3 separate regions of the Homo sapiens genome follow, and regions 1 and 3 are each linked to region 2. A link is a loop called in an ENCODE intact Hi-C map of the cell type or tissue named here. Cell type or tissue: ascending aorta. All regions are shown on one strand. Region 1 holds the start of GSN-AS1 (GSN antisense RNA 1). Region 2 has its middle 11 kb from the start of TRAF1. Region 3 has its middle 20 kb from the start of MEGF9.

What was found. Peaks named below come from ENCODE experiments on the same cell type or tissue, not always from the same donor. Only the 100,000 strongest peaks of a DNase experiment are listed, where the experiment ranks them.
Region 1: it touches region 2 in a loop (2.4-fold over the local background); 2 of 110 quality-filtered maps call a loop at or near these places.
Region 3: it touches region 2 in a loop (1.8-fold over the local background); 5 of 110 quality-filtered maps call a loop at or near these places.

The regions. Positions count from the first base shown.
Region 1 is chr9:121,283,500-121,291,499 of GRCh38, forward strand. All of the region lies in intron 2 of GSN (gelsolin), which reads left to right. It overlaps GSN-AS1 (GSN antisense RNA 1), which reads right to left and starts at 2,031. Exons shown (of 1, transcript NR_103560.1): 1 at 1-2,031. RefSeq lists enhancers at 1,258-1,758, 2,573-3,772 and a silencer at 3,912-4,206. In ascending aorta, a CTCF peak has its summit at 4,073; DNase peaks (open chromatin) are centred at 2,602, 3,006, 3,692, 6,052 and 4 weaker places; H3K4me3 peaks cover 4,536 bases; H3K27ac peaks cover 8,000 bases.
Region 2 is chr9:120,933,690-120,941,689 of GRCh38, forward strand. No RefSeq gene overlaps it. Among named protein-coding and RNA genes, the nearest start is that of TRAF1, 11 kb to the left of the region's middle. In ascending aorta, a CTCF peak has its summit at 3,024 (motif pointing left); DNase peaks (open chromatin) are centred at 742, 1,902, 3,002 and 3,655; H3K4me3 peaks cover 836 bases; H3K27ac peaks cover 7,209 bases.
Region 3 is chr9:120,730,189-120,738,188 of GRCh38, forward strand. No RefSeq gene overlaps it. Among named protein-coding and RNA genes, the nearest start is that of MEGF9, 20 kb to the left of the region's middle. In ascending aorta, no CTCF peak of the experiment used is centred here; DNase peaks (open chromatin) are centred at 603, 1,159, 3,173, 5,382 and 1 weaker place; H3K27ac peaks cover 6,126 bases.

The DNA.
Region 1 (8,000 bases), 350 kb after region 2:
GTTGGCCAGGCTGGTCTCAAAGTCCTGACCTCAAGTGATCTGCCTGCCTTGGCCTCCCAAAGTGCTGGGATTACAGGTGTGAGCCATGACGCCTGGCCCAGGGCCCTGCTTTTCCTGCCTCAGTGTTCCCTAGGATTCTGCCCACCTTCTTGTCTTGATTTATGTATATAGGTTCATTCATTCATTCATTCATTCATTCATTCATTCATATATTCATTCATTTGAGAGATATTTAGGCTCTGAGCTGGGTGTTGAAGAATCAGCAAAAAACAAGACTTTCCCATTCCTCATAGGTCTTCAGTAGATCATTATTTACACTGAAGATTAATTCTTGCTGTGAAGGAAACGATCAGGTTATGGGAGCGTTTGGGATTGGGTGGGAGTGGTGAGGTCTTATCTGGACAGATCAGGGAAGCCTCCCCTAAAAAGTGAGACCTGAAGAGGGAGAGGGAGGTGGCTGAGTGAGCAGGGAATGGAGGAGCCCCCTAGGCAGAGAGGCGACCTGGGTAAGGCTTTAGTGAGGGGGAGTCCTTGAGGAACTGAAAGAAGTGAGGGAGGCTGGCCAGGGAGGGGGGCGTGGCAAGAGGAGGGCCTGGGGGCCAGGCAGCACCTAGGTTATGTGGGCCCTTGAGTTTGGATTTTATGCTAGACCTCTGGGAACCATTGGAAGTTTTAAAGCAGGAGGGTGACTTGCCCAGATTTCATTATCAGAACCCTTGAAAGGGACAGACACAAGGACCATCCTGATAAGCCATGAGGGTGCAATTTTTGGTTCTTCCACATCAGGGTATCCTGATGCTGTGCCTTGGTACGGGGCTTGTCATTGGGCAGTCCTGGGAAATGTGCACTTTCCCAGGATTCTCTCAGCTCTTTGCATTTTTTAGTTTACCCGGCCAGTCCTTGCTAAGCTGCTGCAGTGGAGAGGGAGGTGAAGCAGACACCACCGGGCCCTCTGAGATCCACTCTAATCCAAGACGGAGACAGTGGAAGTTAACGCCCAGAGTGCTCTGTGATAAGTGCCAAGGGGCTCAGGGAGACAAAGAGTGCTTTTCCTTACTTGAGAGTCAAAGAAGGCTGAGAAGGGGGAGTTGGGCATTCCAGGCAAGAAGGCACCGTAGGCACAGGCTTGGCCGCTGGAAGAGCCCACTGCGCCTGGGGGCTAGTGAGCAGGAGTGTGAGGGTTGAGGTGGGGAGCTGGTTAGAGAGGTTTTGAATGCTGGGTTTCTATCCTCTGGGTACCAGGGAGCCATGGACAGGTCCTCAGCTGAGGAGTGACTTGATCCATGGGATTTCAGAACAATTAGTCCATGGCAGGCAGAGCGGAGGGTGGATCAGAGGACAGCAGCACTGGGAGCTGGTTGGAGAGAATGAGTACCATTGCTGAAGCCTTGTCACTCCCCCCACCGCACACACACAGCAACATCCTCAACGCCCCTTTCTGTTCCATACCTCTGTTCGGTTATCCCCGAATTGGCCGGCCAGCCTGAGCTGTCCAGAGCCCTTTCACAGCAGCACTGGGGTGTGTTAAACCCTGGGCTCCAGAGGCAAACAGGTCTGGGCCTGAAACATCACCGTAGCCCTGACTTGCTCTGTGCCCTTGGACAAGTCCCTTACTCTTCTCAGCCTCAGTTTCCACATCTGTGAAATGGGGGTGATAATGGAGTTGGTGATGATTAAACAATGGGGAAATCAAGTCCTTAGCACATGTCTGGTGTATAACGATGGCTGTGTTAGCTTTGTGTCCTTGTTGATTGTAATGGCCCAGTCCATGTTGTAATCTGCCCCTCAGGGAGTTCTTGTCTTTGGACATAAATCTGAATTCTCAACTAGAAACAAGATGTCCCCAGCAGCCCCAAAGGAAGCCTCTAGTGGGACACTGAGGGGATTGGACATGCTGTTACCCACTGGGACCCGGCACAGGGCTGGGCACACAGAAGCCTGGACTGGGTTTTATTTGTTCCTTTATCCCCAGCACTCAGCACAAGGCTGGTACAGCATGGCCAGGTGGCTGGGTTCTCAAAAATACTAAACAAAAAAATGAAATTAAAAAAAAATTATTAATCTTGGACATCATCCCCCAGCACCTTTATTTTACAGCTGAGGAATCTGGGGCCCAGAGAGGAACAGTGGCTCATCCAAGGCCACTCAGCTCCTCAGTGGCAGGCCCTGAACCTGTTCATTTCTCCCTGCTCACATGTTTATTACAATTCTAATTTTTGAAATCCTGGTAAGTTAAAAATGGCATCATGTCCCACCTCCCTAATTTACCTTTGGGGAAACTGGGGCCCAGAGAATGGTAGTGACTCCTTCAGGTCCTCAGAGAGGGAGAAGCAGGAAAAGGGCCTCCTCTCCACAAAGCATACCCCCACTAATCAGCAGTAGGCAGGCAGGTTCTTCCCCCCAAAATTGACGGCCTTGTGCTTAAGGAAGCAAAGTGGAGTGTGAACAATAGTTTCCTGAGGAAGTGTTGGGTTTTAATTGTGTTGAGGAGAAGAACCATTTCCGGAACTGTGTGTGCCTGTGATGCCTGCGGAGTTGGCTTGGCACAGCTATTTCCAGACTAATCCTGAGTCCTATTTATAGGCTGAGATGATTAGGTTGGCCTGTGTCAGGAGAGGCCCACATAGCTCCCCCCAGCCTCGCGATGGCCGAGGAAGAAGCCCTCAGGGGCAATTCTGACCCATGGGTGAGTAGCACGGGATCTGGGGTGGTCCCCGAAGCCAGCTCAGAGGAGGGACGCCAGGGAGACCCGAGGGAAAGTCCCGCTCCTGACTCCTAGTTCAACACCAGCCAGGCCCCCTGCAGAGATGAAACCAGTTCCAATTCTATTCTCTCCCTGCTTAAAAATCCTCAGTGTGTCCGGTCAGGCCAGGACTCCGTAGCAGTCAGACCCCTTCTCCCCGAGGTATCCACTGTCTCAACCCCAGCCATGCTTCTCCAAACTGTTTACGCTTCCTTGTGCAGGCCACACCCCCAAGCCTTTGCGTCTGTTGTTCCCACCTTCCCAAAAGGGAAACTCCATTTATCCTCCAAGGCTCTGCCCCAATGCCCCTCCTCCGTGGCTCTGTTGGGCCATGGGTGCTCCCTCCTTTGTGCTCCCAGGGCCCACAACTGCTTGAATGACTATTGGTGTTCCTGTTTGTGTGCCCTCTGGGCCGGGAAGTCAGAGAAAGAAAGGAGACAATTTGTGATTGAACAGCCACTGTGGCCATCATTCTCCTTACCTGTCTGATGAGAGCTGATCTTCATGCCACTGTGTACAGTAGGTATTTTTTAAAGGTGTGTAGAAGTGAGAGTCAGACTTCGGACTTCAGAGTCAGACAGCCCTGAATTCCTAATGGTGTAACCTTGGGCTGAACCTCTCTGAGCTTTTGTTCCTCCGTCTATAAAAGGAGACAATGCCAGCCATGGGTTTTGGGGAGGATTCAACAAGACAATGCTTATAAAGTACTTATCATCACAATGGGCTTCTATGAGCATAGGAGGTGTTATTTGCAGATGGGGACGTTCATTCCGGGGACGTCCCTATCTAGGGCCCCACACAAGGGAGTGGCTGAGACTCCAAGTCTTGGAGCCTCCGACTCCACCCTGTGTTCTCCCTCCCCTCCCTCTCTTGGCCCCCTGGGCCTATTCTCTTCCCCAGATCAGGGAAAGCTTTGTTTGGCGATTGTTTTTCCTAAGAAGTTTCCTCTGTGGGGCCTCTGGGTGACTCAGCCCTGAGTCACCGGGAGGCTGAGGACAGGGGGAGGAGTGGGAGGGAGGCGGAGGGAATGGAGAGACGAGAAGAGGAAAGGGCTCTAATTCTAGCCCTGGCTCTCCCACTGTTTGATCAACTAGGTCTGACCAGGCCCCTCTCCTGCCTAGCCTCAGTTTCCCCAAATGTGAAAGGAAGATGTGGGCCCAGTCCTGGCTGAGCCTCAGAATCAGAGGTTCCCGGGCCCCACCCTAGACCTACAGACTCAGAGGCTAGGGGTGGGGCCTGGGAATCTATTGTTTCCTGAGCTCCTTGGGTGATCCTGCTGCACACCTGGTCCACAGAGGTGTTAGGGAACTGCTCGGCTCAAACTGGCTCCCAGCTGGGCCTCAGAGCAGCTCGGCCTCTGATTGAACTTCACTGACCCACAGGGAGCGCCCTTCTCTTGCAGAATGCTTTGGCAGAATAGTACACAGGAAGCGTGTGGGCTTTTTTTTTCTTTTTTTTTTAAAAACAGCTTTATTGAAATATAATTTACATGATTTATTGGAGTAAATTTACATATAATTTACATACACATAATTCACTCAATTCAATAATGTTTAGTACATTTACAGAGTTATGCAACCATCATCACAATCCAGTTGAGAAGATTTTCATCATCCCCAAAAGGATCCCTCATGCTTGCTTACGTCCATCTCTATGCACACCCCATAGCTGACCACGCATCTGCTTTCTGTCTCTTTGTTGTTTTATTGTTGTATTTTTTGTCACCCAGGCTGGAGTGCAGTGGCGTGATCTCTGCTCACTGCAGCCTCAACTTCCTGGGCTCAAGCGATCCTCCCACCTCAGCCTCCCGAGTAGGTGGGACCACAGGCACACACCATCATGCCTGGCTAATTTTTGTATTTTTTGTAGAGATGGGGACTTGTGGTGATGCCCAGGCTGATCTTGAACTCCTGAACTCAATGGATTCCTCCCGCCTCAGCCTTCCAAAGTGCTGGGATTATAGGCATGAGCCACCTCACCTGGCCTGCTTTCTGTCTCTCCGAAGATCCAGAGCTGTGTTCATTCCAGCTGGCCCTGTGACCTCATGCAAATTATTGCCCTTCCATTACTCCTCTGTATGAGAGGGAATAATCCTACCCTCCTTGTAGGGGGTTGTTTGAATTTCACTAATGTGCACAGTGTCTGACGCACCCGAGGAGCTGGGCACGTGGGAGGCTGGTACGCAGGGCACAGGACATAACACAGATGCCCAGGTACGGTTGGCACAGGCCTAGCAAACATTTTAAAGCACTCACTCTGTGCCAGCTTCTTAGATTAAGCATCTTACATGCATTACCTACTTTAATCCTCGGTGAATGTGAGTATCAGTTTCATTTTATAACTGAAGAAACGGGCACTGAGACGGGAAGTCACTTTTACAGGCTCACATAGATGATAGTTGATAGGGCTGGGAGTCCATCTGAGAGCCTGTCCTCCCTAAACATCATCCTGTCCCCTTCCTGATGTGAATCACCAAGCAAGGGACAACACAATTCATAGATCCAGGACAAGGTTTATGGCACATACTTCTAAGGGGTGGGACCTGGTATCATGGACACGGCATTCAAGAGATAGTACATGGTATAGAGTCTGTCACAAAACAGACATCACATGGTGCATGAAGCATGACCCAGGGGTAAGAGGCATGGGATGCCGCTAAAGGGAGACACACAGGACAAAGCAAGAGGAACGCAGGGCCTGCTACGTGGCACAGTCACAGGGTATGTGACACTGGGCATGACAAACTCTATGATGCAGAGACATGGTACTTAGGATTTGAGACTTGAGCTATGGCAACTGGGCAGGCTCTTGGCCACAGTGGGACCCTTTGTCATCAGGGATCCTCCATTATGTTGGTGCCTGGGGCCCCAGCAAGCAACAGCAGGAACCAAGTTCCTCCTCCTCACAAAGGCAGTCTGTTTTTTTTTTCTTTTTTTTCTTTTTTTCTCCCTCCTCCTCCCTGTCTCTTTGGATGCCAAAGAGTGGGAGGGGCCCAGCGGAGTGGTGGCCAGAGTAACCCCCCGCCATCCCATCAGCTCAGACAAGGGTCAAAGCTTGGGGCCAAGCCCACGGCTCAGGAAGGGTTTGCCAGGCCCCCAGATCCCCTCTCTCTGAGATAGCTGTGAGCACCAGTGTTGGCTGGGGTGAAAGCCGGGTAATTTTCCTCTAAGCTGTCCTCCCTCCGCTCCCCTCCCTGCCTGCTGGTGCTGGCTGTGAGCACGTCTGCATTCCAGAGCTTAGGAGAGAGAGAACCTGCTGCTGTTAAGGTTGAGGAAGTAGATTGCTAACAGCTGCTGTAGGAGGGGTTGGATGTGCGGAAGAGGAGGCCGTGGATTGCAGGCTAACATTTCTTGAGCCTCTTGGCACCTGGCACTCACTACCTCATCTTGTCTCATTTGCATAAAGCCCCAGTAGCCCGGTGAGGAGACAGGCCCAGAGAGGCAAAGAACTTGCCTAAGGTCACACAGGGAGGCAGAGCCAAGGCTAGACCTTGGTCTCCCGGAGGCAGGCAGGTGAGGTTGTATAGAGGTGATGGCACAGGGGATGTTGTTGGGGGGTTAGTGGGCAATGAGACTGCAAGGGCTTGTGGGCCCCATATCACAGAGGACCGAACTCAGGAGTCCTGACTTCTTTCTGTCTGCACCGAGGTCTGCAGAAGGGATGATGCAATCTGTATGAGTGACAGGCCCAGTGCAGAGAGAGTTTAAGGGAGTGAGGGAGCTGATGTTATGATCCCAGGGAAAAGATGGGGACACCAAACCAGGACAGTGGCTGGAGTGTGGGGGTGAGAAGTGGGTATAAAGTGGAGAGGAGATGAGCTTGGTCTCTGCTCTGGTCTCAGCCTTTATGTACTGTCTTGGTGGGATGACCGTGGTTGGGTCCTGCCTCCAAGGGTATCCCAGAGGGTTCTAGAAACTCCCACATGGACAGGCACTTGAAGGATAGTGCTGGTGATTGGGCAGGTGCCTGGATGGAGGTGAGGCCTAAAGCACACCCGGGGACAGAAGGCAGCACCCACACGGGAGCCCAGCTTCGTGCCAGGGACTGTATTTTAGGTGCTGGATCTTGTTTAAATCTTCCGGCTGGCTATGATTATCCTCTAAGCTGGGGAAGGAAGAAAAGCATTCCAGTACTATACCTCTGTTTGGGTTAAAGGAGGGGAAAGTATTTTAAATAAAACCTATTAGAGTTAAAAGGATGAGTAGCAATAAAAATATCTTTGAATCTCTGATGGTTCTATTGTAGTCAAAAGTTTTAGATAAATTGTGAAGAATCTCTAATCATGCTATGTGGAGTTTTTCTCTTTTAAAAAATACAAGTTATTGTATATACTTAAGGTATATAACGCGATGTTATGAATACATTTAGATAGTAAAAAGGTTACTATAGTGCAGCAAATGAACATATTCATCATCTCAGCTGGCACAAAAGTAATTGCAATTTTTGCCATTACTTTCAATGACGAAAACTGCAATACTTTTGCACTGCACTAATAAAATCTGCTCATTTAGCATGAATCCCAAAATACAGTACAACTTATTCCCTATAGTCCTCATGTTGCACATTAGTGCTCTTTTTTATTTTTAAATTTTTATTTTTGTTATTTTTAATATAGAGAGAGACAGGGTCTCACGACATTGTCCAGGTTGGTCTTGAACTCTGGGGCTCAAGTGATCCTCCCTCCTCAGCCTCCCAAAGTGCTGGGATTACAGGCACAAGCTCTCTACACTTGTTCATTCCACGTATCTGCTACCTTGCACCCTCCATATCCTCATTCGTGGATTCAACCAACCACAGATCAGAAATATTAAAAAAAAATAAAAATTAAAAAAAGTAAAAATAATACAAATTTTAAAAACAGTGCAGTGTAACAACTATTTACATAGTTTATTGTTACATAGAAATTTACATTTACATTTTTATGTAACAACTACAGTATAACAACTATGTAAATAGCATTTACATTGTATTAGGTTTTATAAGTAATCTAGAGAGATTTAAAGTTTAATACATGGGAGAATATATGTAGGTTGTATGCAAATACTGTACTATGCCATTTTATATATTGGTGTACAGCATCTGCAGATTTTGGTATCTGAGGGAGGTCCTGGAACCAACTGATCCCGCGTGGATAGGGAGGGACAACTATTCTCTGATATGTCTCCCCACTGGACTTTTTTTTTTTTTTTTTTTTGAGTTGGAGTCTTGCTCTGTCACCCAGGCTGGAGTGCAGTGGCGCGATCTCGGCTCACCGCAA
Region 2 (8,000 bases):
GGTTTTGCTGTGTGACAATTCCTTCTTTCATGGACTCTGGAAACAAAGACACTCCTAAAGGTGGACATGCTGCCCCAGGGCCTTTTTCCGGGCTACGGAATTATTGCTCTTTCTTCACACTCACCTTTGGGAGGCTTGGGTTCCCTGGCCACTGGCTAGTACAGCACAAGAATAACGCAGTGTTCGAACTCAACAGCTGTTAACATCTGGCTGAGGAAGGATACAGTATGAAGGTTCCCATCTCACTCTATCTTGAGGACTCAGCCTGAGAGAGAAAAATCAAGGAGTGGGGAAAGCTGTTACTCAGAAATCAGAAGATTTGCTTTGATGTTGGAGGACTGTGGCGGAAAGTTCCTCCCATCCTTGAACCTTATTTTTCTTACCTGCAAAGTGGGAGAATGACTTCAGGGGAATCCTTCAGCATGAACCATTTAATTCTTTAAACTTTAATCATTCAAGCCCTGGTCCTGGGGAAGAGGCACATTCTCCCATCTGTTGAGGGGCTGTTCTCCCCACCTGTACTTGGGGTGGTACCAGGAACCCCTATAACGGGTGCTGGAAGCTTCCACTAGAGGCATGGTCTTTTTGGACTCCAAACATTTTGTGCGTTTTTTTTTTTTAAGGGAAGCTATGTGAAAAACCTCCTCTGATGGATTTCTTTCAGAGCTCAAGCCAGGCAAATTCCCAGCACAAGCCAAGGCTTGGGAGCAAGAATATGTAGCAGGAGCAAGAGGCTAAGAACCAGGGTGCAGCTCTCACTCTCTCAAAGAATGCACAAGCTGGGGGTCGGGAGGGTTGTGAAAGTGGAGTTGATGTTTGCTCATCTCTTCTGAACTCCTTGTCTTACAAAAGGGGAAATGGGGGCCCAGAGAGAGAAATGAACTTGCACAGTCAGTCCAAGGTCCAGAAGCCTCTTCCTCTGTATTCTGATGCCCTATTGTCTCAAGACATCTTAGTAATAACTCTGTCCTTTTATTCCTGCATTCGTTTCTCCTTGGATATGTCTCCACAAGACTGAGTTTCCTGAGGGCCAAGAAGCAGGGCACAGACATCTCTGTAGGCTCCTTTGTGCCTAGCCTGCATCTTGTACACAGTGGGGGCCCAGTAATGATATATTAAGAGGGACTTCTTTGCCTTCATAAGAGGATTCTGGGATACTAGGAAATATTAACCCTACCTTTCACACCTGTGGGTTACCCAGATGTATTTAACAAATATGTGTTTAGCTTCTACCATTAGCCTTTTTGCAATTTTTTTTTGTTTGAGATAGAGTCTCACTCCTTTATCCAGTGTTGTGATCATGGCTCACTGTAGCCTCCACCTCCTGGGCTCAAGTGATCCTCCCACCACACCCTCCCAAGCAACTGGGACTACAGGCATGCACCACCACGCCTGGCTAATTAAAAACAAATTTTTTTTTTTTTTTAGAAACAGGGTCTCACTATGTTACCCAGGCTGGTCTCAAACTCCTGGGCTTTAGTGATCCTCCTGCTTTGGCCTCCCAAAGTGCTGGGATTATAGGCATGAGCCTACAATCTTTTTGTAAATTTTAAAAATAATTCTAGCATATATATCTAGCAACACTTTCTGGAGATCATTGTCTTAATCATTTCAGATGTGCACTTGTAACATTTTAAAATGCAAAATCAAATAGATAAGAAAAGCCATTCTGTCTACTGCCATCCTTGGTTACTATCTTCTGTAACCAGTGCCCAGCTGCACAGCCAGAGAGCTGTGGGTAGGGCCCATGGCTCTCTCTGGCCCCTGTGATTGCTGAAACTGGAACTGCTTGGGGAGCCCTGGGGCCCTGGCACCAGCTCCTGCTCAGTCCTGCTTCTCCTTTCACAGGGAACATGTCTACACACCAGCTCTCCTGAGCAGTCTTGGAACCCCTCCAAGGACAGCCCTGGACACTGGCCAAGGGGGAGGGTGCCCCTGGGAAGGACGTATCTATCAGGAAGCAGAGACTGTGGCAGGCAGGCATACACACGCACATGCTCGCAGGATGGCTGGCTTACCCAAGATTTCAAAAGAAGTTGGAAATCTGGATTTTTATGTGAAACGACTTGATTTTTAGAACACCCTATAAGCCAAAAAATAAACCCAAACCAAATGAGCATCCCTATGAACTGTGTCTGTGGGCCACTATTTGTGACCTCTGGTAGAGCCTGGCACTCCATAAACACAACAAAAGCAGATGTGTGAACGTGCCCACATGTAACTCACCCGGGCTGTTCACATTGTTCATCCAGATGTGGACCCTGCACACACATAATAGAGACCTTCATTGGACATTGACACACACATAGTATCTCCCGGGATGTGGTTTTAATATTTGCACTTTCCACCTAAGGAGACTGAATGTCAGAAAGATCTCTAAGATCATGTCAAAATCTAGGCTGCCTGACCACAAAGCCAGTGTTCTGAACCGCTGCACAAACCACCACCCAGATGCCTGCACTCTGAATTAAAATTGCCAGTTACTTTGCATCCTTCTCTAAACTAAGCTTTATGAATTTAGAGACTGTGTTTCATTTGCTGGTGCATCCCATCACCTGGCACTATGCCCAGCAGAGCACAGAAGGTGCTCAATACGTACTGGTGGGATTGTACCCACAGGCTCATACAAACGTGTACAGACAGGGCACATGTAAACCCACATAGCCCCACCATGCTGAAGAACACATGCACACTGACGTTCCCACATGCACACCACCCACCTCCATCTCCCACCCGCCAGGGCATTGGACCCTAAGCTGGGGCAGCCCAAGTTTCCCCTGCCAGCCCCCTGCCAGCCTTGCCCAAAGCCTTCAGAAATAGTTTCCTGGAAATCTCGAGGCGGCTGTGGTGTTCTTTTTCCTAACTCAGGAGACAACTCAGCAGTTTTGTTTTTCAAAGTCTGAGACTCATAAACCTGGAATCCTTTCTTCATTTTTTCCACCAGAATTTTCCTTGGCCTGTTGCCTTCCCCCAGGGCCTTGGCTAGGAGGTTACACTCGGAGCGCCCTCTGCCGGGCACTGTCCTCCCAACCTTGTGGGCAGTTGCAGATGGGACCTGCCCCAGGCTGCTTTACAGATGGGAACCTAAGTCAGATGGTGGTAGTGAGGAGAGGTTAGAGGATACTGGCCCATTGCAAGTGTGTGCCAGTGTTATTACTAGCAAGGGATCTTTTGTGATTTTTTTTTACGTTTTTGAAAATAAAAGAATAAATAGCTTCAAGAGCTCAGATGAAGGCCCTCTGCTCTCCCAAGGGCCTCTGTGTGGGGCAGATGACAGAGGTTTGGGAAAATCACCTCATTCAACTTTATTCTTGGGTCTCCATCACATTTAATAAGTGAGGAAATGGAGACACAGAGAGATTTTGGGGGAAGAGGTGCGAGGAATATTTATTGAATGGCTGCTATGTGCAAGGTATACTTATGAATCTCTGTCATTTCATCTTGGCAAATAAACCTGTAGGGTAGTTGCTTTTGTTTCCATTTTACAGATTAAGACATAGAGGCTCAGTGAGGTCTCTCAAGGTCAGAAAGGGAAGGGGAAGAGCTAGGATTTGAATCCAAATCTTCTTTTTCTTGGCTTCGTAGCCTCCTGGATTTTTTCCATTTGGCTGCAGGTCTGAGTTCAGTGGGGCCCAGGGTGGAGCCTTTGTGGCTGGACTCATCAGAGGCCAGGGTTCCTTGGCCTGGCTGCCCAGAAAGGCAAGCCTTTCTCCTTGTACACTACCAGAGAGCAATCTTTGGGGGACACAGTCTTTAGGGGACACAGGGGAATGGGTCAAGCAGCCCCACCAGGACTCAGAGCTGGGAATAGGCTCCTGGGACTGGCAGCTGTGCCAAGGCCCCTTAACAGTAAAAAACAGGATCAAATGCCTTTATCAACCAAACGCATGAGAGGCTCCAAAGGGCAGGGTTTTTTCTGGGAAAGAAAGCAGGTCCTGAAAGGTTTTTGTTTTGTTTTTCTTCTTAATGGGACCCTACATTTCACCAAGAGTTAGTCACTACCCTCCCTAATCCATCCTCCATCCTGCAGCGCTGTCCAGAAACTTTCAAAATGTCTCAGTTCCTGCAGGAAAACATCCAAACCCTTTATCTTGTTTGTTTTTGGTCTGGCTTGGCCTTATCTTCCACTTGTCTCATATAAGCAAACTGCTTAAGGGTCTCTGTCTGCACCTCCCTTGAGTCCCACTGCTGGGTGTTTGCTTACATTACTTCTCCTCTCAGAAATAACTTCATTTCAGTGTATCCAAACCTTAGTCATTCTTCCAGACCCAGCTTAGAGGCCATCTTCTCCATGGAGCCTTCTCCACTGCATGCAGCAGAAATGAACCTGCCTTGTACTTGTCTCATGGGCACATGTTGTAGTTCCCCTAATAGACTGAATCCCTTAAGAAACAGTGTTGGATTCATCTTGGATTCTCCTATATGGGTATGAGTGTGTGTGTGTGTGTGTGTGTGTGTGTGTGTGTGTGTGTATGCATGCACATAATAATGTCAATGGTAGTTTGAGAAGGGGAAACATGGTGAGCTTTGTCTCATGATAGCATATACCAGCCACCCAAGAAATCTTAACAATGAGATATGGGCACCATTTTAGACAAACAAGACAAAGGAGAGGTGGCTCTGCTCAGATCAGCCTCAATTCCTAAAGTTGGTGTGGGCAAAGAACGCTGTTCCCATGGACTAGAAGCAGGCCATGCACAAGGAAGCTGATGTGAAAGGCCTCTTAGTTTTGTCCAGTGGGGGAGGGTGACAAACTGAACACATTGCTGGATTCCTACGGCGGCAGAAGGAGTGAACGATGGGATACAGTGTGGTGCAATGAACGTGGAATGGTGAAAGGTCTTTAGAGACTGGGGGAGTGGCCCAGCACAGTGGCTCACACTTGTAATCCCAGCACTTTGGGAGGCCAAAACGGGTGGATCACTTGAGGTCAGGAGTTCAAGATCAGCCTGGCCAACATGGTGAAACCCCATCTCTACTAAAAATACAAAAATTATCCTGGCATGGTGGTGCACGCCTGTAATCCCAGCTACTCAGGATGCTGAGGCATAAGAATCACTTGAACCTGGGAGGTGAAGGTTGCAGTGAGCCAAGATCATGCCATTGCACTCTAGCCTGGGTGACAGAGCAAGACTTCTTCTCAAAAATAAAAAGAGAGAGAGAGATTGGGGGAGTGTCTAAAAAGCCCATGGACATGCCCATGAAAGAGTCCGAGTCTGCTTTAAAGCCCTTGAAAGCCATCTTATGGCAGTACTGGTCAAGTAAGCTCTTCTGCTCCCCTTTCTTCTACCTTTCCTCCCTACCAATCCCTCTAGTGCTGGAGAGGTCAGAAGTCACAGCTTGCACAGCAATGTGAATATACTCAACACTACTGAACTGTGCACTTGGGAGTAGTTAAGATGGTAAATCTTATGTTACGCATTTTAAATTTATTACAATCTTAAAGAAAGAAGCAGCCACACTAAACAGCCTTAGTAAGCTGAGAAGGAAACTCCAGGGAAAGAAGCAGCTGCCCGTGACACTATTCCCAGCTATAGGGGTCCCAAACCTGCAGCAAGCCCTGTTTGGGAGAGAAGATTGTATTTTAAATCAAGTTGAGAATTTTGCTTTTGTATGGGACTGAACATCAAATTTATGAATAGAGTTGTTTGGTGACTGAAGTGATCATAGGACTTTTTAGTTCCTAAGAGTGATCACAACAGTCATAAGATGCTTGAGTTTTCCTTAAAGGATAGAGAAAGGATATCTCTCCCTTCCCTTTGAATAAATCTTTATAGGGAGCTGGAAGGCAAAACAAAGTTGACTTATGAGTATGCACAGGGAGTCCTACTTACTTAATTTAGCAATTATATTTGCTTTTGTAAAATGGGATCTCTCCTTCCATTATATTTTTCTAATTGGTGTTGTTTGCCTCTATCACATCTTCCAAAGCAACTAAAAGCTTGGGCTTACCTCAGATAAAGGCACTTAACCATTACCTGAAAGATCAGCTGTGCTTCAGGCTTTAAACCCTTAATTGCTCGGTATTCTCATGTTCACAGGTTGAGGGACTCAGTATTAACGTGCCTTTGTTGCAAGTTCTTGTAAACAAAGACAGTAAAATTATGGTTCTGATGTTCTATTAATTGTCATTAATTTATACCTACCAAGTGTCAGGTCTTGTGCTTAGGATACAGAGAAGAACAAGATACAGCCCCTGTCCGCCAGGAGCTCACAGTGGGATAGAAGGCCATGATAAGAAATCAATGAGAAGGCTGTGGGTGGCAGGAGCTCCAGCACAGATGTGTTTCCAGAGAAGGACTTACAGGGGCTTGTCCTGAGTGTACCCTTGATGCTGGCACTATGTCTGGCCCATGATAAGCTTCCTGTCCCAGGCCATGTGCTTCCAGGAAGTTATCCTTGCTTAATTCTATGTCTACTCCGATTACTTCTTTACTTTATCATCTCAGCACTTTGCAATTCAGCCTTGTGTTCATTTACCCTGGTGCTGCAAATACAGGGAACACACATAATGCACAGGATACTGACATGCTGTGTATCTCAGGGCACTCAGAAGAGCTGAAGCTATGATTTGAATCCATAAAGTTTGACATCTGCTTCCCATTCGTAGGCAGTTATTACAAAGTGGCAATCACTGCCTTTGTGATGATCATAAGCATTTTTCATGCTCCTACCTAGTCTTTAAAATGATTCTTTTTAGAGGCTGCATAATATTTCATGGAATATGCATTCTGTCATTTACATGTAATTATGAGTAATAATTACAATTTCCCCCTTTCGAACTATTAATTTATATGTCAGGTTTTTTATATCACACAAAGTACTTCAATAAATTACAGTGGTATTGCTTTATATACCATAATTCTAGATTCATAGTAATTCTAGGCTAATTCCTACTTGATATCTCCACAAGAATGTCTAAAAGGCTTCTTAAACATAACAAAGCCCTGACAGAAATCCTTCTTCTCTTCTGTATTTGCTTGTGAGCACTGGGTAACAAAGTGCCACAAACTGGGTGGCTTGAAACAACAGAGATGTATTCTCACACGGGGCTGGAGGTTAGAAGTCTGAAAGCAGTTTCGGCAGGGTTGGTTTCTTCTGGCCGGCTCTGAGGGCGGACCCGTCCCGTGCCTCTCTCCTGGCTTCAGGTGACAGCAGTGGTTCTTTGCCTTCCTTGGTTTGTACATGCATTACTCCAATTTCTACCTCTGTCTGCATGCGACCGTCCTCTCCCAGTGTCTGCATCTTCACGTGAGGTTTTCTCTGCGTATCCCTGTGTCTACATTTCCCTCTTCTCATAAGGACACCTGTCATTTTAGATTAAGAGCCACCCTATTCCAGTGTGACTTCATCTTACCTTAGCTAATTACACATGCAACAAACTTATTTCCAAATCAGGTCCTACTCTGAGGTACTGTAGATTTGAATTTCAACATATCTTTTTGAGTGACGTAGTGTTCAACCCATAACATCTTCTTTCCTTGTTTTCCTAAATGTGTACCTTCTCCTGTCTTCTCCAGCTGTGTAAATGGCATCTGCAGCAGTGCAAGCCAGGAATCCGTGAGTAATCCTTGACTCCTCTGCATTCATTACCCCACCCTGATTCCTTCAGCAAATCCTCTCAGCACCACTTCCAAAACTATCCTGAATTCATCCCTGTCTCTTCATCTCCATTTCTTCCTTTCTAGTTGAAGCTACTGTTACCTGTCACATGACAATGGCACCAGCTCCTCACTGGTCTCCCCTGACTCTGTTCTCATCTACAACCTGGTCTCATGCCCTTTTGCTTAATACTCTCAACTGCATAGAATCCAAACATCTCACCAGTTCTTACAAAATCCCAGTGATCTGGCCCCTCTCACTTCTCTGACCTCATTGTCCATCACTTGCTTTCTTCGATCCAGCCACGTCAGCCTTCTCGCTGTTCCCTGGACCCCTGGGTCTTTACACGCACCAGCCTGGACCTTCATGTGGTTGTTCCTTCTTGTCAAGAAAATCTC
Region 3 (8,000 bases), 200 kb before region 2:
GGTTCCATTCCAGGCTGTCAGCTAAGAAAGAGGATCTGCTGAAGAATTGGAGCCTGGGCATGAGCTCTTGCCATGGATGGAACTTTTTTCATGTGTGAGGTTCACCAGTTAATCCTAGAACGTTAGAGTTAGAAGAGATGGCCTTAAAAAGCACCTAGGTCAGGCCACGCATGGTGGCTCACGCCTGTAATCCCAGCACATTGGGAGGCCAAGGCGGGCAGATCACCTGAGGTCAGGAGTTCGAGACCAGCCTGACCAACATGGAGAAACCCCATCTCTACTAAAAATACAAAATTAGCTGGGCGTGGTGGCACATGCCTGTAATCCCAGCTACTTGGAAGGCTGAGGCAGCAGAATCGCTTGAACCCAGGAGGCAGAGGTTGCAGTGAGCCAAGATCGTGCCATTGCACTCCAGCCTGGGCAACAAGAGCGAAACTCCATCTAAAAAAAAAAAAAAAAAAAGCATCTAGGTCTAATCCAAACATTCTTCCAGGAAGACACACCAAGGCTCAGAGCAGGAAAGGACTCATTCAAGCTCACATGATAACTTGGCAGCAGAACCAGGCCTGGAATGCATATTTCTTCTTGGTGCTGCATTCCTGATTCAGAAGAGCAGCTCTCCCTGCTAAGCAAACAGCAGGTGGGCGGATGTGGTCACTAATCAGTGCACTGGCACTGTGGGTCATTGAGCTTTAACCCCAGAGCACCATTAACAGCTTAACCCAGTCTGTCACCCTCTCCTCCCTGGAGGCCCTGCAGTCCTCAGGATTAGAAATAAACTGCTCTCAGCCAAGCCCCTGAAATAGGAGATGAAATGGCCCACAGAGACCATCCAATTTAGTTCCCCCAGTGATGCCGAATCCCCACCCTCTGTGCTGGGAAGCAGTTCCAGTGACCAATGAGCTCAGTGAGCTTGCAGGTGTGTGGGCAGGCTGCACAGAAGCAGAGGGTGGCGAGTGGACCACAGGGGGATGGATGGGCATGGAACTGGTGCAGTTAAGCATCGGCGTTCCCATTCTGTCTCCTGTCAGCTCTGTTCTCAAGTCCTTTTGCTATTACACTAAAGCCCATCTCTGTGAACTTCTGTCTACTGGGTCCAGCTCAGATCCCTGGAGCCCAGGCCACACCCCTTGTGAAGCTGCTAAATTAGGCGGGAACCCTGGTCTGCATGCAGGACTGGCTGCCTGGCTCTGTTCCCTGCCAAGCCAATATCTGTATACCACTTAGGAGAAAAACTCTAAAGCCAAATGAGGAAAAGCAAGGACGGCTCTGCCTGTGATCCTTGGATGGATCCCCTGTATGTGCCAGCACTATTCTCAGCTCTTAGCAGAGAACAGAAAGGCTCTGTTGCTGTTCTCATGGAGTTTATGTTCTGGTTAGGGAGCCAGAGAGTATATGGGTACCTAAATAAATCAGATAATTTCAGAAAATGACAGTGCTAAGAAGAAAACACAGACTAATAATGGGATAGAAAATGACTCCGGGGTGGCATGTCACTTTCACAAGCATGGTCAAGGAAGCCATCTGGGAGAAGGTACACATTGAGCTGAGGCCTGAATGAGAACGAGGAGGCAGGCTGGGGAAGACCAGGGAGACAGAATGGTAAATGCAAAGTCTCATAGACAGACACAAGCTTCGTATGTGTTTGAGAGGGAGAAAAAAGCTGGAATGGGTAGAATATAGCAAATGAGAGAGAGAAAATCTGAAAGGAAGTTTTGGTCTGAGCCACAGTCTAGTGCGCTGAGCTGGGCTAAAGGTTAAATCATGGTGATGATTCCGCTTCCAGAGAAACAGAGCCACAGCAAAGCAGAAATCACAGCATCATCATGGTGCTAACTGTGAAGGCCAGATGCCCACTGGGGCAACTCCACTGTAACTGCAGCTCAGTCAGTTCTCCAATCCAACAGGAAACACCCATCCCAGGTTTGTTTCTAAGCCAGATGACCTCAGGGGGGCTTGTCTGCTGCTCCCCCAAAGCACAGTGTTCTTCTCAAGGAGCCCCCTGGGGCAGAGGCAACTAGAGAAGGAAGCCTACATCTTAAGAGTTTTTGTGAACTATAGAAGGCTAGACCATGAGCTTCACCTCCTTCACGGGCCTCCTTTTCTTGCTTTCAGGAACTGATCTTCTCTTCTCTTCTCTCTCTTCTTTCCTTTTTTAATAAAAACTCTCATGGCGTCCCAGGCTAGAGTACGCAGTGGTGTGATCTCGGATCACTGCAGCCTTCGCCTCCTGGGTTCAAGTGATCCTCCTGCCTCAGCCTCTTGAGTAGCTGGGACTACAGTCTTGTGCCACCACACCTGGCTAATTTTTGTATTTTTAGTAGAGATGGGGTTTCACCATGTTGGCCAGGCTGGTCTTGAACTCCTGACCTCAAGTGATCTGCCTACCTTGGCCACCCAAAGTGCTGGGATTACAGGCGTGAGCCACCGCACCCGGCCTTGCTTTCAGGATCTTCATGGGGTCTCTTCACCTCCTTCCCCAACCAGGCCTGTTCTCAGAGTCAGCTTTGGTAAAATAGTTCACTCTGGGATATAAATGGTACTGTACCCTCTCCCAGGAGTCCTGTATTTTATCAAGAGTCAAAGTCCTGGCTGGGTGCAGTGGCTCCCGCCTGTAATCCCAACACTTTGGGAGGTCGAGGCCAGTAGATCACTTGAGGTCAGGAGGTCAAGACCAACCTAGCCAATACGGTAAAACCCTTTCTCTACTAAAAATACAAAGATTAGCTGGGCATGGTGGTGCGCACCTGTAGTCCCAGCTACTCAGGAGGTTGAGGCACTAGAATTGCTTGAACCCAGGAGGCGGAGGTTGCAGTGAGCCAAGATGGCGCCACTGCACTCCAGCCTGGGTGACAGAGTGAAACTGTATAAAAAAAAAAAAGGAATCAAATTCCTAAGCCAAATAAATGCATCTATAGTTGTGTAAATTAAGAAATCTGCCATCCAGGTGGGGAGGGGGTACCTGTTGCATCAGCAGGTTGATGGCGGGGCCCTGCCTGGTCGGTGTGGTTCTCCCTCTCCCAGGCCATGTCACCTTGTTCAAGTAGAACATTTATTCCTGCCCACCACAGGCATTTGACTCTCTGGAATTCATGGGAGGTTCTAGAGTGCGTCCGGCTCTGTGTCAACTACCACTGTGCAATTCCTGCAAAGGCAGTTGAGGCGGGGGTGGAGTAGCCCTGAATAAACTGACAGCCAGAGGACTGGGATATCAGCTGAGAACGTTCCCATGGAAAAGAAAAGTCCAGCCCCTTCCAGCAAATGCTGCCTGGCTCTGCAAAGAGTGCCTTGTCATCTCATTGGCATTGCTTCTGTATTTCTTTCCTATTTCAGACCAGAAGTGAGTGCATGGAGGATCTCTGTGAGCTGGTTTTCTCTATCTTCAGGATAATCCAACCTTTAGTAACAAAAGCAGAAAAATCTATTCCTATCCTTTGGCTCCCAAGTCCACATCTAAGTGATTCGTCCTAAGGATGTATTTCCAAAATTGTTTTTAAATCTTGTTTCAGGCCAGGAGCGGTAGCTCACGCCTGTAATCCCTGCACTTTGGGAGGCTGAGGTGGGTAGATCACCTGAGGTCAGGAGTTTGAGACCAGCCTGGCCAACATGGCAAAACCCTGTCTCTGCTAAAAATACAAAATTTAGCCACGTGTGGTGGCGGACACCTGTAATCCCACCTACTCGGAAGGCTGAGGCAGGAAAATTGCTTGAACCCAGGAGGCAGAGGTTGTAGTGAGCCAAGATGATGCCATTGCACTCCAGCCTGGGCAACAGAGTGAGACTGTCTCAAAAAATAAGTAAATAAATAAATCTTTTTTTAAATAAAGGTTGCTAGTATTATGCATGATTACATAAAGTGGGGCCTACCCAGGTCCCAAATGACAGGTGGATGAGCAAACTTTGGCCCCCATTTGAAAGAATACTATGATAAGCTTAAAAATGACAAAATGAAATTCGTCAAAATATAGAAAAGTATATATGAAAGAATGTCCAGGGAAAATATTGGAAACCCAAACTGCACAAATCAATCAGTTTCTCCCTGCAGCCCTGTTGATGAAAACTGGAAGAGTTCAAGAAATAGTTATGTAAAATTTAAATAAAGTCCATGTTCTTTTTTGTGGGTATTTGTGTGCTTAAGTAATGTAAGTATCATAATCCCTAAGAAAATACTTTCTAACTTTTAAACATTGTTCACTATAAAATTATCATTCACTTTCTTCAAAAAATAATAAATTATTTTAATAATTGCTAATTGCTCTGTCTAGAGTTAGGTGGTTGGGATACAGAAGTAATTGCTTCCTGGCATTCAGGAAAGTACGGGTCTTGTTTTGACCAGGCCTCTGCCTTCCCAGGGTTACTCCAGGAATTGGGATCTAGAACAGCATATGTTTACACCCAAAGGTGGGAGATCACTTTCTCAGGCAGGACTGGTCCTGGACTAGGGAAAACTACTCATCTAGCCCAAATGACTTGTCCTTCCAAAGAAACTATTCTGCTCCCCCAACTAATAATATTAGCCATATCAAGATTCTTAGCTGCAAACAAGAAAAAATTTGCCATGGATAGTTGCATAACAATGATCATTATTATCATCACTTTTGGTGCAGTTGTTGTATGCAGGCACTGTGCTGGGCTCAATGGGAAGGGTTTTATGTGCATTATCTCTTTTTATCAACAACCTAGAAAAGAAGGCAATTACTTCCTGTTATGGATGAAGGAACTGAGGCTAAGAAAGGCTGAGAAACTTGCCCAGAGACCACAGATTTAGTAAGTGGTAGAGGAGATTTTCAAAGCTAGAGCTGACTGCCAAGCTTGAGGTCTTAACAAGCTTAGTTTCTGCAATGAAAATCCTGCTGGGCTTCAGTGAGAATCCAGCAAGCTGGTGATGCAGCCTCCATCCTTGGTGGGCCCCTACTAGCCTTAATATTTCAGGGCAGTTTCCAGGAGAGCTGGCTGGAGTCAGTGGTTGGCATCCACACGCAGCAGAGCCATGAAGCTGGCTTTCCCAGCAGCTCACATTAACTGGCAGTGGCAGCCAAGGCAGGTCAGAAGCAGAAATGCTCTCAGGGCCTCAGGAAACATCTGCAAGTCCTCAAGGAGACAAGACCTGCCCCCTTATCACCTCTTCGGGGGAGAGAGTGGGCCTATCCCATCTGCAGGGAAAGAATGAACACATTGCTTTTATTTTCCAAGGTGTGTTCCTGTAAATGAAACAATTCACTGCTATGCAACTTTTAGGATTGGCCACTTGAGAGCAGGCCTTGTACTGGACAATGGGGTGGCAGTCCTGAAATCAGAGCCACCACCTGCCTGCCAGGGCTTGTGGGGCAAGGGTGAAGATGGTGACAAGTGACAAGCAGTATTTGCAATTCAAAGTGAATGGTGCAAGGAAAAGGGGATGTGGTGTAAGGGGGAGAGTATGAACTTTGGAGTCAGAAAGTTCTGTTTCTTCATGTCCTGGTTGTGAGACTTTGGGCAAATTTCCTAACATCTCGAGGTTGTTTCCTCATCTGGAAGAAATGTAAATAGTTATACTTGTATTGCATAATTACCATGAACATTAAAAGGTACAAGTATATCAATACTTAAAATTGCCTAGCAGATAATGGGAGCTCAATAAATGATAACATTACTAGTGTTATTAAAAAGGCTCAGTTGGAGGATCTATAAATGGTGTTGTTGAAAAGAAAACAGAAGGGACATATTAGCTGGGTTTTGATGGGGAAGTAGGAGTTTGTTGACTAGCTGGTAGGCAGGAAGGGTTTTCTAGTTAGCAACTTAGCAAGGACAGCTTTGTGAAGGAGCATGGAACATCCAGGCAACATGAGTGGACCAGTTAGGAGCTACTGAAATATTCCCATCAAAATACAGGGGCGTACCCCTGGGGCAAGATGACTCTCTGACGTCCACTTACTACTATTCTCAAATAAAGGACCATGAACAACCTCTCCGTGTAAATTCATAAACCAGCATTCTTGTTAGCTACGCTTCCTGAAATGGAGCAGCCTCCAGGCCCATGGCCTGACAATCCACAGGGAACAAACAAAGCTGAGAATCAGATTCCAAGAGCCCACGCTCTTCCTTCTCTGGAGTTAGACAGGCTTGAGTTTTCATTCCTGTCCTTGCTGTGTAAACTTGGCAAGTCACTCATCTCTCTTATCTTTCAGTTTTGCCATCTGAAAAATGGGAATAATTATACATTACACAGAAATTGTTATACATTATCACAGTACCTGGTGCATGGCAGGTGCTATCTATTCTTTAGAGAAAGGAGCTGCTTTCTTGCCTGAACTTATGGCAGAGTGAAGGCAAGACTGACATATTCTGGAAGAAGCCCCACAATCTCGACCATGAAATATCAAAAAAAGACTTTCACAAAAATGGCATAGGATAGATGTTATTCTGTACTTTGCTTTTTTCAATGAATAATACAACATGTGAATACATTTAGATCTTTCTCTCTTTTTTTTTTTTTGGAGACGGAGTTTTGCTCTTGTCACCCAGGCTGGAGCCCAATGGCACAATCTCAGCTCACTGCAACTTTCGCCTCCCAGGTTCAAGCGGTTCTTCAGCCTCAGCCTCCGGAGTAGCTGGGATTACCGGCACCTGCCACCATGCCCAGCTAATTTTTGTATTTTTAGTAGAGACGGGGTTTCCCCATGTTGGCCGGGCTGGTCTCGAACTACTGACCTCAGGTGATCTGCCTGCCTTGGCCTCCCAAAGTGCTGGGATTACAGGCGTGAGCTACTGTGCCCAACCCTTCTCTTTTTTAAAAATTGAGAATTTTACAGTATTATTACAGTATTAAAGCTCACCCTTTTAAAGTGTACAAGTCAGTGGTTTTTAGCATATTCATGAGGTCTTTCTTGCAATCATCACTATTACCTAATTCAGGACAATTTCATCATCCCAAAAAGAAACCCTGTATCTGTTAGTAATCATGCCCCATTGCCCCCTTCCCCTGCCCCCAAGGACTGCTTATCTTATTTTCCATCTCTATGGATTTGCCTATTCTACACATTTCATACAAATGGAATCATATTATATGTGGCCTTCTGTGTCTAATTTATTTTATGTAGCGTAATGTTTTCAAGATTCATCCATGTTGTAGTATGTACCTCATTCCTTTTTATGGCTGAGTAATATTCCACTGTATGGATATAATACCATATTTTATTTATCTATTAGCTGATGAGCATCTAAATTGCTTCCATTTTTGGCTATTATAAAGTAATCCTAATTTCTTTAAGTAGTTGCCTTGTATTCCATTAATTAGAGGTAGCATAGTTTAGTTAAGCACTTCTTACTGAAGGATAGTTCTGGTCTTCTTCATTGTTTGCTAAGCAAAGAAAGATATTGTTACCACAACATCCTTCTAGTCTAAGAGATAGTCAAAACTTACCCCATTTCCTGAGGGAATTATCCAACAGAAGCAAAAAGTTGTATTGCAAAATATACTAATTGCAGCAATTTTTGTAGTAACACAAAATTGGGAACTACTTAAAGAGTCCACAACAAGGAGCTCTTTAAGTAAATTCTATTGTTCAATTAAATAATGTACAATTACTAAAATGATAACTATGAAGGCAATATAGCAACAAGTGAATTGCAAATGGTGATCTTAAGTGGAGGAAAAACCATGACAAAATGCAAAATGGCATCCCTTGCCCACACTGGTTCTCGCGATAGTAAGAAGTAGGGCTGGGAAGCACATCCATGCCCTCTGGCCTTGAAATTCCTGTCTCTGCCATGTCACAAGGAGGAACAGAATCCAGGCTTCCTCACTAAGGAGCAGGCTGGGGATCACTGCCACCCTACAACTACTGTGGGTTCTAGGAGAGGGCCCGCTCAGGAGAAAGGAAGGCTCCCCTCCCACGTGACGAGGGGAAGCTGAAGTCACTGTTGCCTTCCCTAGATTTTGAAGGTCCTGACTCCCTAGGTCCCCAGGGAGTGGGTCATAGCTAGGCTGTATAATGGTGACGAGAATTGTGGACCCAAGT